Linked DNA regions of Homo sapiens: region 1 is linked to region 2. The links are chromatin contacts, found by Hi-C in ENCODE. All regions are on one chromosome and are shown on one strand. Each heading gives the region's core, a stretch centred on a gene start or an enhancer-like site at or near the end of the contact. The rest is flanking DNA. Distances are from core to core; before and after follow the strand shown.

Region 1 (5,740 bases), core at 1,103-3,602, 770 kb before region 2:
AATTTGGAAGGCACTAGGAGGGACCTGTCAACCTGCACTCACTCACTCACCGGCAGGCCCCTTTGGGAAGAGCTGTTGCTCTTTGGCCCCAGGAATCTTCTATTTCTGCACATGAGTGCCAGGCAATTGTGGGGCCCCATTAACCTACTCCACAAAGCGTAGGGGGCCTTGCTCTCGGCACTGGGCATGCTCCCTCAGCACATACAACAAAGAAGTCCCCCCTCCCACTGATTCTAGCAGGAGGCTGTTGGGGGGCAGTCATGACACAGGCATATACAGTGTGTCAGATGTGTCAGAGCCCGGAGAGGGGATGAGGAGAGCGCAGTGTTACTTCCTAGAGCATGGCCCCGGAGAGCCTCCCACTATGCTGACATATGGGCAGCCGTCTGGGAGCTTGACACTGGCAGAGGGGAAGAGCAGTCCAGGCAGACAAGAAGTCAGTGCGAAGACCCCAAAGCAAGCATCAAGGAGGCTGGGGGCTGCTGCAGATCTGATGAGGGGATGGCAGGGGCAGAGCAGGCCTGAGAACACTGGCCTCCACTCTGAATGAAACAGGGATCCCCAGGCCGGGCACGGTGGCTCATGCCTGTAATCCCAGCACTTTGGGAGGCCAAGGCGGGCGGATCACAAGATCAGGAGATCGAGACCATCCTGGTCAACATGGTGAAACCCCATCTCTACTAAAAATACATAAATTAGCTGGGCGTGGTGGCGAGCGCCTGTAGTCTCAGCTACTCTGGAGGCTGAGGCAGGAGAATCGCTTGAACCCGGGAGGCGGAGGTTGCAGTGAGCCGAGATCACGCTACCGCACTCCAGCCTGGGGACAGAGCGAGACTCTGTCTCAGAAAGAAAAAAAAAAGAAAAAGAAAGAAACAGGGAGCCCTTTTTGGGTGTCAGTGCCTGGTCTCAACTCCATAGCTATGGTGGAAGGTAAAGCAGTTTACCTTTTAACTACATGAACAAGCATGGTGGTGTTCCAGTTGAACTCCTTAGGAAACCGACATTTTAATTTAATTTTTTTTTGGAGACGGAGTCTTGCTCTGTCACCCAGACTGGAGTGCAGTGGCGCGATCTCGGCTCACTGCAACCTCTGCCTCCCGGGTTCAAGCGATTCTTCTGCCTCAGTCTCCCGAGTATCTGGGATTACAGGAGCCCACCACCACGTCTGGCTAATTTTTTATTTTTTTTCAGTAGAGACGGGGTTTCTCCATGTTGGCCAGGCTGGTCTCGAACTCCTGATCTCAGGTGATCCACCCGCCTCGGCCTCCCAAAGTGCAGGGATTACAGGCGTGAGCCACCGTGCCCGGCCGATATTTGAATGTCATATACTTTTCATATATGCTAAAATACTGTTTTAATTCTCCCCCAACCTCTTAAAAACGAGAAAAGCATTCTTAGCTCAGGCACCATAGAAAACCCGGCTGCAGGCTGGACGTGGACTTTGGAACAGTCGGCGTGCGGGTGAAGGGGCACAGCCGCGGGGCAGGGGCGGGCTCCGGGCAGAGGCGGCCGTGATAACTCCACGCTCCCGCTCCAGCCGGTGACCGCCACGCGGGCTCCTCTCACTCTCACACTCAGGCCGAGAAAATGCCGAAAGCCGTGTCACCAACGGGGGACCTCGGGGCCACATTCAGCATGCAGAGTTTATTTGGTCTGCTCAAACATTTGTGTTAGGAAATAACACATTAAAAGTGCACATTTCCTTCAGACCCTGAGAAGCGGGCGAGTCCCGTGCGCTCCGCACCGCCAGCCCCGGCCCCGCGCTCGCCCAGAGGGCCGCCCTCCTCCCGCCGACCCGGCTTGGGGCTTAGGCGTTAATCCCGTCCCCCGGGGGGGCCGCGCGGGGAGCCCCGATCGCCTTAGGGTCAACGGCTTAGGTCCCAGCCCACGAGGCCTGACCGCACCGCACTGAGCGGCCTCTGCGCCAGGTAAGGGGGTTCGGGGCGGGACCGGGAACCGCGCTGCTAGCCGTCCCGGAAACCCGCGGTGGGCCGTTGGGTGCGCGCCGAGCCGCTGCCAACTGCCAAGCCACGGGACGAAACCAAGGCGCCCGCGCCCCGCCCAGCCAGAGCGCCTAAGCCCTTCCCGTCGCCCGCCAGCGCCGGAGCGCCCACTGCGCCTGCGTAGTTTGCCCTCCTGGACCCGGGGGCGGAGCCGAAGCGCGCATTGCGCCTGCGTCTTCCGCCCGACCCCGCCCCAGCGGCCGGGCCTCCGGCGCTCCGTCCTCCCGCCCGGCCAGGGACGAGGCGGGGCGGGTACGCGGACACTGCGCCTGCGAGAGTAGGCCCCGCCCCCGATCGGCCCCGCCCCCGGCCAGCCCCGCCCCGCGCCGCGCGGGGCCCTGGGAGGGGCGCAGCGTCCGGCGGCGTCGCGGGCGGCGGGCGGCGGGGCCGCGGGAGGGGCGCGGGGGCAGACAAAGCCGCGGTAATGAATGGAGCGTCCGCCCGCGCCGCCGTCGTCCGCAGCCGGCCGGGAGCCGCCCCAGAGGCCGGGCCGAGGTGAGTGCGCGGGCGCCGCCGCCCCGCCGCCTGCCGCGAGCCCCGTCCCCCGCGGACCGCGCCGGGGCCGGGCCGGGCCGCGCCATTGTCTGCGCCGCGCCGGGGCCAGGGCCGGGGCCAGGCGGGCGGGGGCGCGGTTCCGTGGCCTCGGGGTCCCCGCCCGGCGCCGCCCCGGACCCGCCCCCGCGCGGACCCCGGCCCTGACAGCTGGCGCGGGGGCGGCGCCGACTGAGCGGCCGAGTGCCGGGGGTCGGCGCCCGGCCTGGCCCACGTGCCCGCGCCGTTGCTTCCGGGCGGACGGGACGGGGCTCGGGCTCGGGGCGCCGCCCGGGTCCGCCGGGAGCGCGCTGTCCCGGCCACGTCGAGTTAACCCCGCGAGCCCCGTCCCTGGGACTTCTCTGGACGTGTCATTCCCGTCCCACCTCCAGGAAGGGCCACCTGGGCCCTGCTTCATGTCTCAGCCCAGACGGGTCCTTGCGACGCGCCCCGAGGCAGGTTATTGTACGTGGTTCTGGGGATGACCGTTCACATTTAATGAATAAAAATGTAACTTGCCTTGCGAACCATAATTTCAAATGTTTTTCGACTGCAGTGGTTTTCCTACACCCAAATGAGCTCGCAGTCAGTTTTGTTTCTTCTTTTGTCCCGTTGTGTGGCCCACACCGCCTTCGTTGCTAAGAGAATCGCAGCCCCTCGGGCTCCCTTCTGCGCCTTTCTATTCCGGGTGGCCCTGGTAGACCCGGGCACCTCTGTGGAAACACGTCCCGGCCAAGCTGAGCCGTCAGAAGCTTCTGTTGGTGTTCTCGTGTTGGTCGAAAGGGAAGTTATTTATTTTGAAGTTAACTCTGATCAGATTACGTTTTTAGAAATCCATTCAGACCTCATAGTGAGGCCAGTTTGGTAAAGCAAGGGCATCCTGCGACTTTTTACACAGAAATGTTTTTTATTTTTTCTGTGTATGTCATTCATAGTGACAAAATTGAGGCTAGGAAGGATTTGGTTGGGATTTTTTTTTAAGTGCTATGAATAAGCCACATTTTGATTATGAATTAATTGCAATTACTAAACAAAGTTACTTTGCAAGAGGAAAGTTTACAGGAGTTTGATTCCATACTCCGAGGGTTTCCAATGGGACGTCCGTACAAGGCTGCACACTTCCCGTAGTCCTTAAACGGATTATATCTGCTTGTCATGATTGGCTTTTTTTCAAGAAAAGATCTAGCACAAGTTAAGAGAGATTCTGTGAATCTTGAAAAAGCTTCAGAGGCCCGGTCTTTGAGGTGAGGACACAGTTAATCTATATGGAAAGAAACCTAAGACTTTTAGTCCACTTGACAGGTGGTTACAGGGTCTCCCCCAACACACACTCTTGTCCAGGTAATTCCTGAATAAGGTGGTTGATGTTGTTGGATGTAAAACCTCTGCTCTTTAAGGTTACCTCCTCCCCAACCCCCTCCACACACACAGTGAGTAACTCAGCTGTGCAAAGTATGTCCATAACACCTTGCAGAAAGACTAAAAAAATTACTAGGGGAGCGGACTGACTTCTGTGTGTGTGCAGAGGAGCTGAGAAGCAGCTTCTTTAGCGAAAGGTGTGTGTGTGTGTGTGTCTCAGATCCTTGGTGAGGAGCCCTGGGGAGTGGACTCCTGGCGGCATGAGGAGCAGGAAGTGACCGTGGTCAGTGCCGTCCTTCACTTTGTTTTGCGTTTTTTTCTTTGCCTGGCTTTAGCTTCTGGTCTCATTCTCTTTGGTGTGGTGGTTGTCTTTTGAGAGGAGGGAGCAGGTGAAACAGCTGGGCGTGGCTTTGCCCAGCCCTGGGGTAGAGGCCAAGCTGGCCCTTCCTTACCAACGTTGTTTCCTTCACTGTTTAAATCTCAGGACCTGAGAATGTACCTATAGGAATTGCTCTTATTTACATTTGGCTGTGTAAGAAAGTCACTGTGCCTTTAGCCCGTGACACCCCTTAGCGGTTTGGTTTTGGCTTTCTCTTTTAGTGTCTGTGGATTCCAGCAGCTCTCTGGCTTCAGCCCTTTCAAGGATTCGGGCCTCTCTGCATCCCAGCCTTCCAGGCCCTTCTGCTCCCCACTTTTTAGCACCTAGGTTTTTCTACATTCTGCAGTACCTCAGATCCCTTCCTTGGTCATCACTGGATATGTGCTTTTGTAGTTCAAATTCTGGGAGGCATTGTTAGGAATAAAATAAGCTCTTTGCCATTTCTGAGGCGGAGGGGAGCAGGAGAGACAGAGGTGCTTGCCTCTCTGCCTGCTGGGGCCATGGTGGTTTTCAAAGAAGGCCCTGGCCGTAGGGAACATGGTGGTGGTGAGGAGCAGCGTAAACCAGAGAAAAAGGCTCAGTAAGTGCTTCAAGGAGAAACACCGGCAGGTGAGAGCAGGGGTAATCCCAGTTTCTCAGGAAAGCATGCTCCGGAGACCTCATAGGGAGAGGAGGTTGCCCTGAAGGGTCTGGGGGCGATGGCGGAAGCCCCAGGAGAGCATTGTCCATGAGGTGCAGAGGCAGCCTCACGGCATCCCAGTGCGTACCTCCTGCCCGGCCCAAGCGCCTGCTGCTGAAGCCGCCTCCCAGCTCCCCCGGGTTGTTTCGGAATTCAGGGGACATGCAGCCTAAATGACCCACACTGGAATCCCGGCCGGCTTCCCATCCCTCGTTCTAGGTGAAGGCCGCGCTGGAATCCCGGCCGGCTTCCCATCCCTCGTTCTAGGTGAAGGCCGCGCTGGAATCCCGGCCGGCTTCCCACCTCTCGTTCTAGGTGAAGGCCGCGCTGGAATCCCGGCCGGCTTCCCACCCCTCGTTCTAGGTGAAGGCCGCGCTGGAATCCCGGCCGGCTTCCCACCCCTCGTTCTAGGTGAAGGCCGCGCTGCAATGCCAGCCAGCTTCCCACCTCATTCTAGGTGAAGGCTTTTCAGCAGCCATGGCCCATGTCTTTCCCAGCAAACTCTGTGTGCAATAGAAACAGCTGATGCTGGCCTGGCCCTGGGGATGGGGTTGTGACTGCTGCAGCCCCCTACCTGATTAGGGTCGGGAGGACCTGGCCCCCCGCCCTTCCTGCCTTGCCACCTCCACAGACAAACCCTGAGGGGCTGACTTCCTCCAAAGCTGCTCCTCATCGAGGCCCACCTGGTGGTCTCTGCTCCACCTGTTTGCTGCAGGGAGCAGGGTCGGGAGCATGTGCATTTCGGAGAGCTCTGGTTGCTCCGTCATAGAAGCCATGCTCCACATCCTG
Region 2 (5,822 bases), core at 1-2,500:
AAGCCATGTAGCGGGCCTCTAGTCCGGGCAGCCAGGGGGGCTGCGCCTCCACGGACAGGTTGGCCAACAGTGGGATGGGGACCAGGCCCTGGTCACAGCCACCGTCGCAAGGAGTGGCCGGCGGGAAGCAGGTCAGGTTCTGGCAGGGGCCCTGAGGCGGGCAGCTGCCGTGAGGGCTGGGCTGGCAGGTGGGGCTGCGGGAGCATCAAGGGCTGGGGGACTTTGGGAGGTGGGAGGGTGGCTGAGGGCCCGGGTGGTTCCTACCTGGTCGTGGGAGTACGGGATGCCTAGAAATCGATGGAAGCCCTGATGGGGGGGCAGGAAGGCCCCCTCAGGCCCCACCCCAAGGTGCCACTTGCCGGCCATTCCTGTGAGGTAGCCTCGGGCAGCCAGGACTTCGGCCACGGTCACCTCCTCCAGGGGCAGGCCCCCCCGGGAGCTGGGCACCAGGACGCCAGGGTACATGCCCATCCGAACCGGGAGCCGGCCGGTCAGGAGGGCGGCCCTGCGGGACAAGTCACAGAGTCCCTGAGACAGACAGAAATGTGGCCTTCCCTAGAGAGAGAGACAGACGTTTTTCCCGCCCCCCTGCAATCCATTGGGAGGAAAGGGATGGAGGGTCGGGGCGGGGAAGAGGCGCGGCCCCCTCTTTACCTAGAGGGTGTGCACAGAGACACAGGCACGTAGAAGTCTGTGAACCGCAGCCCTCCCGCCGCCAGCTGGTCCAGGTTGGGAGTGGTAGAGCTGGGGTGCCCATAGCAGCCCAGGTCCCCATAGCCGAGGTCGTCGGCAAAGATCAGCACGATGTTGGGCGGACGGGCAACGGCCAGGCCAGCAGCCAGGGCCAGGAGGAGGGACCGCGGTGCCCCCATGGACATGGGACCGAGGGGTCTGTCCCAAGAGAGGGAGGGCTACTTGGCTCCAGCAGGCTCTTTCCGATACCGCAGACCCAGGCGCCGCCCTTCCCTGAGACCCCGGACCCAAATACTCCCCGACCCTGACGGCCGCCTCCTGAAGCTCCAGAGGGCCGGGGCCCGACAGTACCGGGAGACCGCGGGCTGGGACGGAACTCCTCCAGGACCAGGGCACCTTCAGATTCTCGAGCGGAGATCTGATCCTCCTCGCCTAGCGGTCCGGGCTCAGGGTCGGGGGCGTAAGTCACTTGGCGCTGACCAGCGGAGTCGGGCCGGGGGGAAGGCGCTAGAGGGAGCCCAGGAGGAGCCGGTACCGGGCTGCGGGCGCTTCCGCCTCGGCCCCGCCCCGTGACCTGTGACCCTTGCGGGGCGGGGCCGGGGGCGGGGCCGGGGGCGGGGCCGGGGGCGGGCCGGGGCGAGGGGCGTTGCTGCGCGTGCTCGCTCCGAGGCCGCCGTGTGCGCCTGAGGCTGTTGGCTGCGGTCTTGAAACGGGCTCTGGGAGCTTCCTCTGCGCGGTCGGCCCTGGCTGAGGCGTCCCGGGCTGCGCGCGGGGCTCGGCGCTGCGCAGTGTCCGGTGTCCTCTCGGTCCGGAGCTTCTCCAGAGGAGGAGCGGCTCGTGCGCCCCCAGACCTCCGGTACTGGGAGACTCGGGCCCTCCTGTAAGAGACCTGAGCGCGGAGCGTTATGGGCACCCGGTGAATGAGCAAATGGCAGGGAAAACCGTGCAGCCCCATGGACTGCGGGCTCTTCCTTCACGACTAGCAAAAGCTTTGACACCCTTTCTCCTGCGTACGCGTGTCTGTGTGCGTGTAAGCTGTGGCTGGGTGCGGGGGGCTGTGTACGTGTCTGTGTGTGGTGTGTGTGGAGTGTTTGAGGCAGGTGTGTGGTGTTTCAGGTGTGTGTGCATGTGTGGTGTTTGAGGTGTGTGTGTGTGTTTTTGTAGTGTTTGAGGGATATGTGTGTGTGGTGTTTGAGGTGGGTGTGTGGTGTTTGAGGGGTGTGTGTGTGTGGTTGAGGGGTGTGTTTGGTGTTTGAGGGGTGTGTGTGGTTGAGGTGTATGGTGGTTGAGGTGTGTGTAGTGTTTGAGGCACGTATGTGTGTGGTGTTGGGTGTGTGTGGTGTTAGAGGTGTGGCGTATGTGTGTTTGCGGTGGTTGAGGTGTGTGTGTGTGTCTGGTGTTTAGGGTGTGTCTGTTGTGTGCGTGTGGTGGTGGAGGCGTGGTGTGGTGTGGAATGTGTGTCTGGGGTCCAGTCTGGCCTGTTGCAGGGTTACGCTGCTGGGGAAAAACTCATCTGAGGACAACGTGATTGGGTCCTCGCTCCCTCGTTGGGCAGCCTTGGACTTAACCTTTTTGATCTTGAAGGAAAACACAATATGTCACCTCCAAATATATTTCCTTGACACGGTTCAAGACAGTTACTCAGAAGGACTGGAAATAGAAGAATAGCTGAAAAGCTGTCTTTTGTGGGGGAGATTTGCATCTGTGGAGAGAATCTACACTGATGCGGCCAGGCCTCCTCTGAGGCCCTCCTTGCCTGATCTGGGAAGAGTAACAGTCTGACGCCTTTAAAGGCCTGAAGGGAACATTCACCATCTGTTCTCTCTCAGGGCTGCTACCTGTGAGGTTTCATCTGTAGAACAAGGCCACCTTTGCTAGCCAGGCCTCCTCTGCTCTCCCTCCTGTAACCGGTCTTGCCACTGGTCACCTGATTTTCCACCATAAACTGTGGCCATACTTTGAGCCCATGTTCTTTCTGTAACCTCAAGATGGTATATAAGCTTCCGAACCCCATTGGGAGGTTGGGGTCATCACTCTGGTTCTCCCTGTGTGCATGAATAAATCTGTATGCCTTTTTTCTTACTAACCTGGCTTTTGTCAGTTGATTTTCTGTGAACTCAGAATGCAGAAAAGTTTTTCTCTAGGCTCCTACAGTTTTGGTGCAGTCGGTAGGATAACTAAAGTCACTCTCCTGGGAGCCTCCGTCAGGGGAACCCAGGAGCCGACAAGCTGGCAGAAAGAAGGGTAAGAAGGTCTTAGCAGCCAGGCTCCCGGCCTCTCTGGAATCTTGTCAAGCCGACGGTAAAAATGTCTGTTTACCTTGTTTTCCTCTTCAAAGTTTTAATGAGAGAAATGTATTTATGTGATTAGTTTTGTATTCATATTGTTTGATTGCTTTTTTTCCCCAGAAATAGTCGTCTTTCATTCTTGTCTTTCTGTGTTTTTCTGTCATAAAGAGGGTAGAACACAGGCCTAAAACCCCTGTAAACCCCGTCTTGGGGCCGTCCTGCAGGCTAGTCAGTTTTGCAGCTCTGATCGGATGCGTCTAGTTAGACAGACTTTGCTGTGGGTCCCTGAACTGAAAACTGGATGAGATTCTCCTCTCTTTTGATGTCCTTGAAAGCTTGAGTTGTGAGCGAGTGGGAATGATGCAGGCCAGGCAGACCCCAGAGTGGAGCTTAGCCAGTGAGGGTTTTGGCTTTGCCCAGGAAAGAATTCAAAGACAAGCCAGAGGTAGAAGAAAACAGCTTTATTGAACAGGTGGCGTTAGAGCTCTGTGACTGCTCCTGCAGAGCAGGGCCACCCCGTAGGCTGAGAGTAGCAGCTCAGGGCAGTTTTGCAGTCACATTTATACGCACTTTTGATTGCATGTAGATTAAAGGATGGTTTATGCAGAAGTTTCTAGGGAAGGAGTAGTCATCATTGGGTCATTGCCATGGAAAGGGGTGGCAACTCCTGGGTGTTGCCATGGCAATGGTAAACTGACATGGCACAGTGGCGGGCATATCTGACTGAAAGCTGCTATTGCCCCAACCCTGTTTTAGCCAATCCTCAACTGGGTCAACTAAGTCCCACCTCCTACCTCAGGAGCACTCTCTTGGCCTCTGCCAATCCGAGGTAGTGACTCGCAGGTCACATTTTGTGGTCAGTCTGAAAATGGTTGGGAACCCAAGACATTTAATATTTTAAGCAGCACCGTTTTTGTTCTGAATGTGTCAAGCTTTTAGTTTGTCTTAAGAAGTCCCTGCCAGGCGAGCTGTCAGAGCCCCGGCACTGGGAGTGGTGGTCAACTTGCGGGTTGGTAAAAAGAGTTTACCGACAATAGGTTTGAAAAAGGAAAGTTTGGCCGGGCATAGTGGCTCATGCTTGTACTCTCAGCACTTTGGAAGTCCAAGGTGGGTGGATCACCTGAGGTCAGGAGTTTGAGACCAGCCTGGCCAACATGGAGAAACCCTGTCTCTACTGAAAGTATAAAACTTAGCCAGGTGTGGTGGTGCGTGGCTGTAATCCCAGCTACTTGGAAGGCTGAGGCAGGAGAATTGCTTGAACCTGGGAGGCGGAGGTTGCAGTGAGCTGAGACAGAGCAAGACTGTCTCAAAAAAAAAAAGAAAAAAGAAAGTTTGCCGGGCACGGTGGCTCACGCCTGTAATCCCAGCACTTTGGGATGCTGAGGCAGGTGGATCACCTGAGGGCAGGAGTTCAAGACCAGCCTGGCCAACATGATGAAACCCCATCTCTACTAAAAATACAAAAAATTAGCTGGGCATGGTGTCGGGAGCCTGTATTCCCAGCTACTTGGGAGGCTGAGGCAGGAGAATCGCTTGAACCTGGGAGATGGAGGTTGTGGTGAGCTGAGATCATACCATTGCACTCCAGCCTGGGCAACAAGAGTGAAACTCCATCTCAAAAAAAAAAAAAAGAAAAAAAAAGAAAAGAAAGAAAGTTTATTAGAATGCTGCAGAAGAGTGCAATGAGGTGCCTCAGCAAGAGGACTGAGTACGCCGGGTGGATTTCTCCTTAAGGGCATTTATAGGCCTTAAAGTGGAGGCTTAACAGTAATTTGGACCATATTAGCCACGTAAGTCATGATAAATGATTACATTTATAGTAATTTTGGTGCCTTAATGTCAGCGACGGTTGTACAGTGAGTTTCGTCATGGTATTCTGGAGACACATAGAAATTATAGTTACTTACACGTTTTTTGGGGGAAGAAATCTGGAACCAGATGCCTGCTTTAGATAATAGGGAGGTTTAGTTACTTTTGATTTTCCCCAGATAAGGAGTTTTGCCTCGGAGGGCCTGTTTGATGTTTGATGGTCGCCAGGTGGTTTTTGCTCTCCTCAGGCCCATCCATAAGGGGCTTTTGTCATCCCAATGTTTGTTGCCTGGTCAGTCCTCAGAAAGCCCAATCCCAACAGGCCTACCCTGTGTTACAGGTTAATGGGTCTGTGACTGGCAGCCCCTGACAGATTGTGTGTTACTGGAGGCACTGTATGTACAAACACGTTCCTTAACTGTCTCTGGGAACAAGAGTCTTTTGCTGTCTTTGCCTATTCCTGGGAGTGAATTTTGGGGGCATCATTGGAACCTCCTCTTCTATGCCCTCTCTAAACCTGGAAAATAATCTTTTGGGCTTTCCATGAAGGGGCTTCTTGGATTGAGTTGCTATTGGAATAAATACATCATTGGAAATTCTGATTGTCAATAGCCAAAAGATGAATCCTTTACATTAGAAAGATCCCTAAATTAAAAAAAAAAAAAGATTTTAGAGGTCTCTCATTCTAAACAATTGCCTTATTTGTATTTGTGGGGAGATTAAAGGAAAGACACATAATAATGTTGTGGCTAGCCTTAGAAATCCTCTTCACAAAATTAAAGAGCAAAAATCTGACCTGTAACAAGTTAAAATCCTTTGTGCGCGCAAACCATTGCTTTGGATCCCTGCAGGATTCACAATGAAGACTGCTGCATCTTGGAAACTACTTAAAATTCTGTACTTTCACTACCATGGCCTGGGTTCAATTCCCAATAGAGGAACCAGTCCCTTTTGGTTTGATATTTGTGTGACTTTTGAATTCTTTCTTTTGTTTTTTTTTTGGAGACGGAGTCTTGCTCTGTCGCCCAGGCT

Evidence for each region. A loop is a pair of places that touch in the nucleus more often than their neighbours do. Pooled maps may share reads with other maps.
Region 1: a loop to region 2 is called in a map of ascending aorta, with 7 times the contacts of the local background. The contact joins the promoter of ZBED4 here to the promoter of ARSA in region 2. A Hi-C loop is called at or near these places in 1 of 168 maps with a recorded cell type or tissue (ascending aorta), 1 of 37 single-sample maps with no recorded cell type and 8 of 50 pooled maps.

The regions. Positions count from the first base shown.
Region 1 is chr22:49,851,492-49,857,231 of GRCh38, forward strand. It overlaps ZBED4 (zinc finger BED-type containing 4), which reads left to right and starts at 2,353. Exons shown (of 2, transcript NM_014838.3): 1 at 2,353-2,498. It overlaps LOC105377205 (a long non-coding RNA gene), which reads right to left and starts at 2,021. Exons shown (of 5, transcript NR_188597.1): 1 at 945-2,021. LOC124905147 (a long non-coding RNA gene) reads right to left here. Exons shown (of 2, transcript XR_007068156.1): 2 at 3,011-3,795. RefSeq lists silencers at 1,701-1,790, 1,811-2,540, 2,711-3,000 and an enhancer at 5,186-5,740.
Region 2 is chr22:50,626,902-50,632,723 of GRCh38, forward strand. It overlaps ARSA (arylsulfatase A), which reads right to left and starts at 1,251. Exons shown (of 8, transcript NM_000487.6): 1 at 655-1,251; 2 at 265-505; 3 at 1-151. The coding sequence starts at 878. It overlaps LOC124905149 (a long non-coding RNA gene), which reads left to right and starts at 4,593. Exons shown (of 2, transcript XR_007068161.1): 1 at 4,593-5,822. RefSeq lists an enhancer at 1-211 and a silencer at 1,146-1,335.